3 separate regions of the Homo sapiens genome follow, and all the other regions are linked to region 1. The links are chromatin contacts, found by Hi-C or POLR2A ChIA-PET in ENCODE. All regions are on one chromosome and are shown on one strand. Each heading gives the region's core, a stretch centred on a gene start or an enhancer-like site at or near the end of the contact. The rest is flanking DNA. Distances are from core to core; before and after follow the strand shown. Region 1 holds the start of CCDC83 (coiled-coil domain containing 83). Region 2 has its middle 19 kb from the start of LINC02695. Region 3 has its middle 54 kb from the start of LINC02695.

The links. A loop is a pair of places that touch in the nucleus more often than their neighbours do. ChIA-PET counts read pairs that join two places held with the same protein, here RNA polymerase II (POLR2A). Pooled maps may share reads with other maps.
Region 2: a loop to region 1 is called in a pooled map, with 3 times the contacts of the local background. The contact joins the enhancer-like site here to the promoter of CCDC83 in region 1. A Hi-C loop is called at or near these places in 5 of 50 pooled maps. POLR2A ChIA-PET finds 5 or more read pairs at or near these places in 2 of 52 experiments (Panc1 and naive thymus-derived CD4-positive, alpha-beta T cell).
Region 3: a map of Caco-2 shows a loop between it and region 1 (2.4-fold over the local background). The contact joins the enhancer-like site here to the promoter of CCDC83 in region 1. A Hi-C loop is called at or near these places in 1 of 168 maps with a recorded cell type or tissue (Caco-2), 1 of 37 single-sample maps with no recorded cell type and 6 of 50 pooled maps.

The regions. Positions count from the first base shown.
Region 1 is chr11:85,853,590-85,857,566 of GRCh38, reverse strand. It overlaps CCDC83 (coiled-coil domain containing 83), which reads right to left and starts at 2,184. Exons shown (of 11, transcript NM_001286159.2): 1 at 1,983-2,184. It also overlaps a transcript of SYTL2 not described here and the pseudogene AHCYP6.
Region 2 is chr11:86,172,267-86,176,243 of GRCh38, reverse strand. No RefSeq gene overlaps it. Among named protein-coding and RNA genes, the nearest start is that of LINC02695, 19 kb to the left of the region's middle. RefSeq lists cis regulatory regions at 1-73, 1,269-1,766. Within about 2 kb of position 2,048, at least 23 of the 41 ENCODE cell types and tissues checked have a DNase peak (open chromatin) inside an H3K27ac peak, as active enhancers do.
Region 3 is chr11:86,137,146-86,141,122 of GRCh38, reverse strand. No RefSeq gene overlaps it. Among named protein-coding and RNA genes, the nearest start is that of LINC02695, 54 kb to the left of the region's middle. Within about 2 kb of position 2,027, at least 8 of the 41 ENCODE cell types and tissues checked have a DNase peak (open chromatin) inside an H3K27ac peak, as active enhancers do.

The DNA of each region.
Region 1 (3,977 bases), core at 935-3,434:
GGACCCCAATCATGGTCTCCTTGAAGATGCCTCACATCCCCGACAAGAGCTGTGGGTACTTGGTGTGGATGAGGTTGGTGGGGGCCCAAGCGACATCCAGAATCACGTTGAGGAGGCCGTCTTTGAAGTATAATGTCTGCTTGGTGCACCACAGGTACTCCTCCTCTGTTTCGCCCTTCCAGGCGTACAACTGGAATGCCAGCCTTGGCAATGGCAGCTGCCTCATGGTCCTGGGTGATGTTGCAGCTGGACCACTGCAGCTTGGCACCCAGGGTAATGAGGGTCTCAATGAGGATGGCCATCTCCATGGGTCCTATGGAGGCAACTGGTGATGCGCGTGCCCTTCGAGGGCTTGGAGGGTTGAGTACAGCTCCCACATGCACGTCAGGCCCGGCATCTGGTTCTCCACAATATCCAGGGCTTTGCATCCCCAGAAGTCCAGGCCAATGTCAGTGACTTTGTAGGGCAGTTTGTCAGACATGCTGGTGGTGCTTGTGATAGACATGGCTGAAGGGGCCCAAGCCTCGATCTGGGGACAGGCACTGGGGGTATGGCACTGGGCAGGGGGTTCCCAGGTAGTTTATTCGTTTTGTGGCTACTGCAAATGAGATTGCACAGAACACATGTTTAACTTAATTAGAAATGGTCTCCAGTAAATGTTTTTAAAAATCCTGAATTAATTTAAAGCCATTCAGTGGTAATAGTACCACCTAAAACATTAATTTTAAAAATTGAGACCGCTTTTCATATTGATTATGTATATATGATAGGGACCAAAATTGTTAGTGTTAAAATGTAAAATTTGCCCGGTTTGGAAATATGTTAAAATCATATATTAAAATCAAGGTATTTAAAAATATCTAGATGAGTGACATTTTCAAGTTTCACTTGGACGACTGATGATGTACATTACATTAGCATGTATTTTCTTCACCAATCCTTTAGTCATGGCACATTTTTCTACTGCAGTACCCAAAGATATTGGAGTCTTAGCTTTAAAATTAGTCCGTCTTCTGATCCAGAGTTGCTAATATCAAATAGTTTGAACTGCAGTATATTACACTAACTTCTCTAGTAACCAGAACTACATTTTTTTCCCACTCTTACTGTCCTTCAGTTTTAGAATTATCAACAAAGAAAAGAAAAATAACTATGAAAATATTATTATGAGGATAAGGGAAAAATATGCAATAATAATGGTAGAGAACAAAAAGGCTTCTTTCTACCTTCAAATAGCAGTAGTGAGTCTAAAGAGGATCTTCTGGAGGTGGCTGTAAGGCAATCCATGAGCAATTATCACATAGACTGATAAATACCCAGTCATTATTTTTCCCCTCTGTCATCACAGGAATCTTTCTTTTCCTTTTTTTTTTTTTTTTTTTGGCTTAGATAGGGCACTTTTTCCCATCTCTTAATCACTTCCTCAACTCTCTCTCTTGCCCAGCAGAAAATTATGGGATAAGGAAGGGAGTGAGGCAACAACATGGCACTGTACAAATGTGACAAATTCATAAAAGAAACCAAGTGTTTTCTTTAGAAGAATGTTGTAGTATCCAGAGCAAGAAGTTGAAACCAATCTATGAATTGGGATATGAGGGTAAAAGACATCAATAACACACTTAGCACATATGAAGTACCTACAGCGGAAGAGCATTGCGCTGGTATTGAGAAGGATGCAAGAGTATGTGAGGTCCTCAGAAAGCATTCACTAGACTCAGAATTTGGTGAGAGAGGCACTAAGAGAAGCAAGACCGAGCTTAGTCCCAGCTCCTGCACAGAGTTGTATAACCTAGGCCAAGTCTCTGAACCTCTGACCTGTTTCCTCCTCCATCTGTCCTAGTTGCTGTCCGGGCTATGAGGCTCCAAACGCTTTGGGAAAACTGTCAAGTGATAAAGCCTCATAAGAATGGAAGGCATTCTTAGTCTGCTCTGCGTCTGCTGTGTGCTAGGGGCTGTGTGAGGGCACCGTGAAGGTTACAAACCTGAATCAAATTCAGAGCCTGCCTTTCGAGAGGGCAAATAATGTATCCAGGGGTTCTACCGCAAGGCGGAGAGATGGGTTAACATTCTGATCAGATTAAAAAGGCCTGCCCTCCTTCTCATCTCCTGGGTGGAGAAGAGGAGTGGGCCTATCAGAGCCCTTCCCAGCAGCTCCTAACGGCCCAAGAACGGCGCTTCGTGGACAAGACCAGGAGGGCGCGACCCCCAGGCTGATCTCGAAGCGGCGCAAGCCCAGGCCCGTGGAGAGTGGAGCCCGTGGAGGGTGGTCGGGGGGAAGCTTATAAAGTCTTCAGTGTCAGACTGGAAGGAGTCGGGGGCCAAGAAAAGAGGCCAGCCAGTCTCCTGACATCCCCTCCACAGCCTGCAGGGGCGGATACCCGGCCCTGGGCGGACAGCTCGCACTTCCTTTCAGCCCGCCGGCCAGGCCTACCGGCTCCACTGCAGCGGCTGCTGCGCCCTGCATTTCCAAGGCAACCGACGTCCTCCTCCCTACTCCCTCCCCACCCGCCCTAGCTTAGCCGCGAACGGCGGGCCGAGCGCGCCATCTGGTGGCGACGCAGGGAAGGGTCCCGGCCGAGCGCCCGCGCCGCCGCCTTGGTAGCAGCGGTAGCGCTCTCCCGCCTTCCTCCGCGCGGGATTTTCGGCGTCCCTCAGCCAGCTGGTCTCAAACGCTCACGCGCTCGTTGGCTCCCTTTAGTCGCAAGCCTGGAAGTTGGTGACTGTAGACACAGGGCCCACGGGCTTCGTGCTGTGACCGTGAGCAGGTCATTTGGATCTCAGAGTTTGTGTCTTCCGCTGTAAAATGAGACGCCTGGACTCGGTGGCGCTTTCCGCACAGTTCGGGGGACGGGGACGGGGCCTGGTTGTCTGGTGAGGCTTCTGCGCGCCTCTGTCCCGCTGCGCTCCTTCCACAATGGCGGCTTGTCTTCTTTCTACTTTCGTGCACTAATTCTTTGGTTTTAGCTCTTAATAAGAATGGCAGGTCCCTGGACTAAATGCTTACAGGGCAACTTCCTGCTGTATAAGTCCTTGATTCTGTTTTTCTTCTCGCTTTCCTTTTTTGTTCGTAAACCTAAAGAAAGGAATTTAAGTCCAGCATTTCCCACTCTTCGCTTTTTGCTGTTCTTTCCTCCGAGAGAGAAAAAGAAAATCCTACACGTACAGCCTTTAAAGTTCCTCTTTCCTCTCCTGCATTATTTCTCATTATCTGCCGCAAGATAATTTTCTTTTTTTGGTACTTGACACTGGCTTTGAACGGACAACTTTTTTTTTTTTTAATGAGTGGAAATATTCATTTATTCAGCACTTAGAAATAACAGTTCTTGATAATATTATGATTTATAATTTATACATGGTGTATTTTAATGAATTGCAGGTGTTTAAGAAATAAGTAATATAGCAGGGCGCGGTGGCTCATGCTTGTAATCCCTCACGCCTACAATCCCTCACGCCTGTAATCTCAGCAGTTTGGGAGGCCGAGGTGGACAGATTGCTTGCGGTAAGGAGTTTGAGACCAGCGTAGGCAACATGGCGAAACCCCATCTCTACGAAAAATTAGCCAGGCATAGTGGTGAGTGCCTGTAGTCCCAGCTACTTCGGAGGTGGAGGCCGAAGAATTGCTTGAGCCTGGAAGGCTGAGATCTCAGTGAGCCGAGACTGCCACTGCACGGGTGACAGAGCGAGCCTCTGTCTCAAAGAAAGAAAGAGTATGTACCTGGATATGTATTTTTATTTTTATTTTTATTTTTTACAGCTTAACGAGATTTTTTTATTTTCCTGACTTTTTGCTTTGGAGAATTAGTCAGTAGTTAAGGTCTATCTTGTTCGTTTACTATGGGGTTTGAATTTGAGATGGGGCTGACGTCACTTTGGGGCCCTTTTCTTTTCTTCTTTTTTTTTTTTTTTTTTATTGATCATTCTTGGGTGTTTCTCGCAGAGGGGGATTTGGCAGGGTCATAGGACAATAGTGGAGGGAA
Region 2 (3,977 bases), core at 799-3,298, 320 kb before region 1:
TCCAGAATTAGCATTATCATTGATTATCTAGTGGGCTTCAGGCCATTCAGTTAAACAAACATCTATTCAGGTCAGGGGGTGGAGGAGATGTTCCCTGCTGTGCAGAAACTCAAAATTTTTAAGTCACACAGATTTGTAAACCTCCAATTATGAATAATGAAGTGGTACACACATACAAAAATATTATTGGCACATTGGGGAAGGAACAATTTGATGTGCCTTTGAAGGCTGTAGAAAGCACCACTGCAGAGAGGAGGTGACATCTGAGCTTGGTCTTGAATGATGGATGTCTAAGATTTTAAAGTCCAAGAAGGAGACCAGGTTGAAGGAGGAACATTAACAGATGAACAGAATAGCTAGATGAAGGAATGGCAAGAGTTCGGTGTGACCGGAGCACAGAATGCACAGTGGGGAGAATAGGAGATAAGGCTAGAAGGAACACTGGGCTGAAGTCATGTAGGATCTAATGTGCCAGGTTCATATATCTGGGCTTTGTTCTATCCAGCCCTTCCCAATCAGGATTCCACCAGAAAAATTAAGCCCTGATGACTTAAGACATCTATCATACAAATAAATTTCTCTCCCCTGTACACCTAGAATGGTATTAACTATGTACCATCCTGGAAAGACCTGAAATAGTCACTCAGATAATTTTCTGGAGGGCTTGGTTCTCACATGGAAGCCCAGGAGAGAAAGCCTGCTAGGCAGTGCAAGCCATCCAACATTTATAGAAAGCAAGTGACATCTTCACGTCATAGAAACACTGCTTGGGTGGCAATGAGAAGAGTGCTTTAGAAATAGTACAGGCAGAGGATAAGTGGTTAACTAAACTGCTGTTGCAATAATTCAGGTGGGTGACAACCAGGGCTCAGGGTGGTGACAGTAGAAATGGAGGTAAAGGACACCTTAGAGACATTTGGGAGGCAGAATAGATGGTGTTCTTTAGTGCTGTCTTCCCCAGCTCTTTGGCTATGATATGAAATCACCAGCTCCCTCCAGCTTCAGGCTGGAACCTTCCTAAAGAGGGCAAGAAGTGGCTGGGTGCAGTGACACACGCTTGTAATCCCAGCACTTTGGGAGGCCAAGGCAGGCAAATCACTTGAGGTCAGGAGTTCGAGACCAGCCTGGCCAACATGGTGAAACCCTGTCCGTATCGAAAATACAAAAATTAGCCGGGTGTGGTGGCATACGTCTATAGTCCTAACTACCTGGGAGGCTGAGGCAGGAGAATCGCTTGAACCAAGGAGGCAGAGGTTGTGGTGAGCCAAGATCATGCCACTGCTCTCCAGTCTGGGCGACAGAGCTAGACTCCATTTCAAAAAAAAAAAAAAGAGGGCAGAAGTGCACCAGCCACAACTCAGCATGGGGGTGGGGTGTGCTGCCACTGCTCTGGACCTTATCACATCTCTGGTGAACTCTGCACACCCTGATAGCCTCAAGTTGTGACTTTTCTTCACACCCCCTCACCCTCCTGGGCATGTTGGTCCAGTCTTCACAACTGACCTTCAGCCTCATTCTTCTCCCCAGCCACACATTTCAAAAGTGCTACCCTGAACTCCACACTGCCTGGCTGGGTTCCTGACGCTTTGCTTCCCTAACCCAACTCATTCTTCCAAGGAGCTGGATCCACTCCCTGTGCTCCACCCCAGCCCTAGGAGTCCTACAGCTGATGCAGCATTGCCAGCTCCAGTCCTGCTCATTCCCAGCTTCCTCCCTATGGGCCATGTGGCTGAGGTCTTATCATGCCTTATAACTAAACTGACCGGAATTTAGGCACGTCATCACCAAGCCTCATCTGGGGCCTGTTTTCTCATTTGTAATGTGTGGGGATTGTACTAGGTGACTTCTAAAGGATCTCCCTTCCAACACTAACATCCTGTGTTTCTAAGTAGGCCAACTGTAAAAGAAGTCTGCATTGGCACAGAACAATTGAGGCTGGGAGCAAGTGAGTCAGACTCAGCAGAAATGTCAAGCTCACTGTGGAGCCAGGAGATCAGAGTGCAGCATGCCACTGGGCAGACAGGAGCCAGGGCCTTGAGCCAGAGATTAGCCTACCCAGACAGCTGTGCGGACGAGATGACGGATGCCATGGCTTGCTTATTAGTCACATTGGTGTTCAAGGAATTAACCACTTCATTTTGTGCCCTCCAAAGGATAACATTCATTTATGACCTAAAGCTATTTAGCAGGGAGTTTGTAATTCTACCTTTCTCACAGTTACTGCTGGTGATTTAGGATTCAATATTATCCCATTACTATTTTGTCCATTTGCTTGAAATTGCCATCCAATGGGCATTCACTGACCATCTAGTTTTACTCTCAAGACTTCCTAAGTCCCTCTCAGATGCCTCTCAGTGTGTGTGAAAGAAAGGGCACAGACCTTTGGAGACCTACATTTGAACCCCACAGCTACTTACTAGTCATGTGGTTCTGGAAAAGTTAATCTCTGAAGAGTGTGTGTGTGTGTGTGTGTGTGTGTGTGTGTGTGAGAGAGAGAGAGAGAGACAGAGACAGAGTCTTGCTAGAGAGAGAGAGAGACAGAGTCTTGCTCTGTCACCCAGGCTGGAGTGCAGTGGCACGATCATGGCTCACTGCATCCTTCGCCTCCCTGGTTCAAGCAATTCTCCTGCCTCAGCCTCCCGAATAGCTGGGACTACAGGCGCGTGCCACCATGCCCAGCTAATTTTTGTATTCTTATTAGAGACAGGGTTTCACCATGTTGGCCAGACGGGTCTTAAACTCCTGACCTCAGGTGATCCACCCACCTTGGCCTCCCAAAGTGTTGGGATTATAGGCATGAGCCACCGCACCTGACTAATCTCTGAACTTTTGATTCCCCATGTGTGAAATGGGATAATAATAATACCTGCCTTGCAGATTTGTAGCCCAGGTTAAAGTGTCTACTATACGGGAGGTTCTCAGTAAAGAAGTTCTCCTTTACAGAAACCCTGCTGTTTTGCATGTCTTGAAATCTCTGCCTTCAGGATTGTTTCTCTTAGGTTTGCCTGGCCCTTTCCTCTCTTTCTTCCTTAAGCCTGCAAGGTCCCTGCTGGTCCACACAAGTTTCTGCTCCAATTCCAGACCTGCAGCATGCTGAGTCAGCACTAGCACTTCCTAGCGTAGGGGCTTTTCTCCACCCCATCATGGCTGAGCAATCACAAGCCAAGAAAATCTTGATCAGAAGATAAGATCATAGCTAAAGGCTCTGAGAGCTCCATTGTCTCAGCTTCAGATGCTGTTATATAGAAGATTAAAACCCCAGTACTGTGACTCAGTGAGGGCCCAGTTAGGAGATTACAAGACACAGTGCTGAAGGGTTAAAGGTGATAAAGTAAGGATGCCTTCAAGCTACTGAGTATAGGAATTAGCTGTGGGCACACATCTCTGGCAGGCTAGGGACTAACCTTCCTGGTTCCTTCTTTCAAAGAGATGCTAGTGTCAGGGACTAGTACAGACATGGGTTGCAGGGCCTTAGAGATCTTTTGTTTACCCTCTTTTACACAAATGGAGAAACTGAGGCCCACAAGCAGGAATTAACTTGCCCAGATTTATATAAAGAGAAAAAGCCATAAATGCATTCAAATGCAGGACTCAACTCTATGTTCCAACTGTTTCTATTATCCTATGATAAAATAGTGATTGTTAAAATTCAATGCATTGGGGACACTCACTAAACTTGACTCTTAAATAAGAAGTGTGGGGAATGTTGTTAACAGGATTTCTAGCAGGAGAGCATTCACTTTTTCATCAAATATTTATTGAGTCCTAGAAGGTAAGTAATGGCCAAATTGTTAAGGGTATAAGAGGATATGCTTAGGCGTGTGGTTTTTATTTTGTAGGCAACAGTCCGTCAAAGATTTCAGAGAAGAGGATTAACATGATCAGCTTTAAAGAGAGCATGCTAGCAGCAGAGGAGAGGATTGGAAGGTGTCAAATTAGATGCCCAAGGACTTAGGGGGCTTTTAGAGTAGTCCTGG
Region 3 (3,977 bases), core at 778-3,277, 280 kb before region 1:
TATTCAGAAAGACTCTGGCCCTTTGGCTCTTTCCCTACCTCTGTGACTCTGAAAATAGGCCCTCTGCATGAGAGGGATGGGCCACTGCAAGGCAGGCAGCTCCAAACGTGATGGAGCCTCAGGTTATGCTTCCTGGTGCTGGAGTGCTTCATGGGGCTGGAGTAACTCGGCCCTAATTCCCTCATCCATCTTTTTTCTTATTGCTAAAGCAGTTCCAGAAGGCAAATATGGAGATCTGGGACCCACAAGCCTAAAATGATAAAGAAAAGAAGAGAACCAGGGGTGGCGTCAAGATTAGAAGCTGGTTTGCTGCCAGAGCTTTGCTTCCTTTAATGCACTCGCCCACACTCTCCCTGTTTTTCAAAGACCAACTGCAGGCTTGACTCCTGCAGCCATGTCGGTGCCACTAGGCCTTGGTGCCGAATAAATAAAACTAGAGGGAAAAAATACAGTTGTCTGAGGACTGGGGATGGCTGGGAGCATCCAGCTTAGTGTCAAACTGAGGAAATGGTAGGATGGGAATCGATATGTAATCGAGAGAACAGATCTCCCGTGGACACAGACACCACCCTGATCTGAGCCTCATTTCAGTACTGCAGGCCTGGGTAGAGTCAGCTGACCCCAAAAGCACTGTGCTGGAGAATAGAGAATGACTGTCATTCTATGATGCCTTCTGAATATCGCTGCATAGACAGCATGCACTCTTTATAACAGCAGAAAGAGACATAAAAGAGACAAGGGTGGGGAGAGCAAATGTAAAAATATGAGAAATTATGCCCCTCGTCTTTAATTTTTATTATTATTATTTTTTTGAGACAGAGTCTTGCTCTGTTGCCCAGGCAGTAGTGCAGTGGCATGATTATGGCTCACTGCAGCCTCAAACTCCTGGGCTCCAAAGATCCTCCTGCTTCAGCTTTCTACATAGCTAGGACTACAAGCGTGTGCTACCACACCCAGTTAAATTTTTTTTTGTTTTTCCATTTTTTGTAGAGACGAGGTCTCACTACATTCCCCAGGCTGGTTTTGAACTTCTGGCCTCAAGCGATCCTCCTTGGCCTTTTAAAGCACTGGGATTACAGGCATGAGTGACCACACCAGGCCTTTTTTTTGAGACAAGGTGTGGCTCTGTTGCCCAGGCTGGAGTGCAGTGGTGCGATCTCGGCTCACTGCAACCTCCGCCTCCTGGGTTCAAACCATCCTCCCACCTCAGCCTCCCAAGTAGCTGGGATTATAGGCATACACCACCATGCCTGGCTAATTTTTGTATTTTTGATAGAGATAGGGTTTTCCCATGTTGCCCAGGCTGCTCTCCAACTCCTGGGCTCAAGTGATCCTCCTGCCTTGGCCTCCCCAAGTGCTGGGATTACAGGCATGAGCCACTGTATCCAGCCCTCCGGCCTTCATTTTTAAAAAGAATAAGTTTTATTTTTCTTTCTAATTACAAAAACAACATATACTCATGGTAGACAATCTAAGAAATACAGAGACCTAAAATAAATAATCAACTGTAATCCCACTAACCACTGTTGCTATTTGATGAATATTTGAATATTTACTGAATGCTGACTGTCTGAGGCACTCTAACAATCCTAAGGCTCAGGTAGTAAAATTATTCCCCTTTAATTAATGAAAGAACTGAGATTCAGCGAGGTTAAGATTTGCCTAAAAACACACAGCTGATACGTGGTAAAGCCTGGATTTGAACCTGGTTCTGTATCCCAATTTTCTCACAATATTTTATTTGTCTTGATCTACCAAGATTTGTCTTGGTATTTGTCTTGATACCAGAGATGATGGTACATCATCAAACAATCCCAATTTTCAAATGGGAAATACTTCAAAGCAAAAAGATACTGCATGAAGATGTTTCAAAAATGCGTTTTGTCTTTCAGGTCTTGTCACAGTTATTGCAATTTTGTAAGATCATTCATTGCGAAAGTGGTGTTTTGATTCTTTGCCCTTTCCGGCAACAAAAACAGAAAGCGACTTCCCTTCTATCATTTGGCCTGAGGCTTCTTTCTGCTTCTGCCCAAGGCAGACTGTGGTTAGCACTCAGTGCTTAACCTCTTCCTCCTGCATGTCCCTCTGAAGTAATACATTTTTGTTTTGACACTTTGGATATACTGGACCCTAAAAATCAAGCCAATAAGGAGCAGCCCAGAAAGGAAGAGAGTGCCATAGTCTCACCTGTGTTTTAGGGAGGTTAGTTTTGTAGCCGTGCAAGGGCTGGCTTGATTAGGAGATCTTAGACTCAGAGAAATTGGTTATCACTTTTAAAAAATGAACAAATGACATGGGTAACAACCTTACCCCATTCATAAGCTTCACCATCTCTCACCACATCTCTGTGTCCAGCCCCATTCCTGAATTCCTCATCTGACCCTCATTTCATCCTGACATTAAGGAGATTATCTACACAGATTATTTGATGATTTTTTAAAAGCTGAAAATTTAATAATTTATTCTTTACAGTAATGAATTAAGTCTGAACACTGAAATATCACTGGCACTAAAACTACCTCAGTAAAACATCATGTACCCAATACCCAATCCTGACTACCCAGTTTTGTTCCCCAGCCAGTCTAGCCCTGACAGTTTTAGACACTTCCTGCACATTCTCCACCATTAACCAGCTCTAGCTCCTCCTGGTAACTCTACAGTGGCTCTCAAGATAGAATTGTCATTAAATGTGGAAACTTTGGTTATCTTTATTTTTATAATTATTTATTGATTGATTTATTTTTTGAGACAGAATCTCACTCTTGTCATCCAGTCTAGAGTGCAGTGGCACAATCTTGGCTCACTGCAACGTCTATCTCTGGGTTCAAGCAATTCTCCTGCCTCAGCCTCCCCAGTAGCTGGGTTTACAGGCATGTGCCACCATGCCTGGCTAATTTTGTATTTTTAGTAGAGATGGGGTTTCACCATGTTGGTCAGGCTGGTCTCAAACTTCTGACTTCAGGTGATCCACCCGCCTCGGCTTCCCAAATTGCTAGGGTTACAGGCCTGAGCCACTGCATCTAGCCAGAGATCAATTTTTAAAAATTCTGCATATGAGTGAGAACGTGTTGTGTTTGTCTTTCTATGTCTGGCTTACTTCACTTAACATGTTTTCCAGATTCATCCATGTTGTTGCAAATGGCAGGATTTCGTTATTTCTTACGGCTGAATAGTATTCCATTGTGGTATATATATACATATATATATATCACATTTTCTTTATCCATATTCATCCATTGTTGAACACTTAGATTGATTCCATATCTTGGCAATTGTCAATAATGCTGTAGTAAACATGGGAGTGCAGATATCTCTTCAATTTACTGATTTCATTTCCTTTGTATATATACCTAGTAGTGACATTGTTGGATCACATGGTAGTTCTATGCTTAATTTTTTGAGGAACTTTAATACTGTTTTCCATAATGGCTGTGCTAATTTAAGCAGTGGTAACTTCGGAACCAAGCTGTCTGAATTCAAATCCCACCTTTACCAGTTTGCATGTGACTTTGGGCAAGTTAATTACCCCATGCCTCAGTTTCCTTGTTTACAAAATGGAGAAATAGTATCTATTTTATAAGGTTGTTGTGAGATCAAATACTTGTAAAGCTATTGCTTGTAAAGCTCTTAGAATATGGCCTGGCATATTGTAAGCACAGTGTAAATGTTAGCTATAAAGACAAATGGAGTCATCTGTCCATCTTGTCATCTCAAGGGTCAGTGGTCAAGATATATTTCTTAAAAATTATTTTAAATTTTAATGGTTTTCCTATTTTATTTATCGGCATTGCAGAGTAATTTTGTTGCACATGCACAGTAGTTTGTTTACAAATTATACATCAAATAGATTTGTATGGGCTTGTCTAGAAATCTTAACCATTTATAACATTGTGTGTCATATACATATCTCTATCTATCTAAATTTATATTTGTATGCACACACACAAAACACTTTTTGCAGTAGATTTTTGGACACA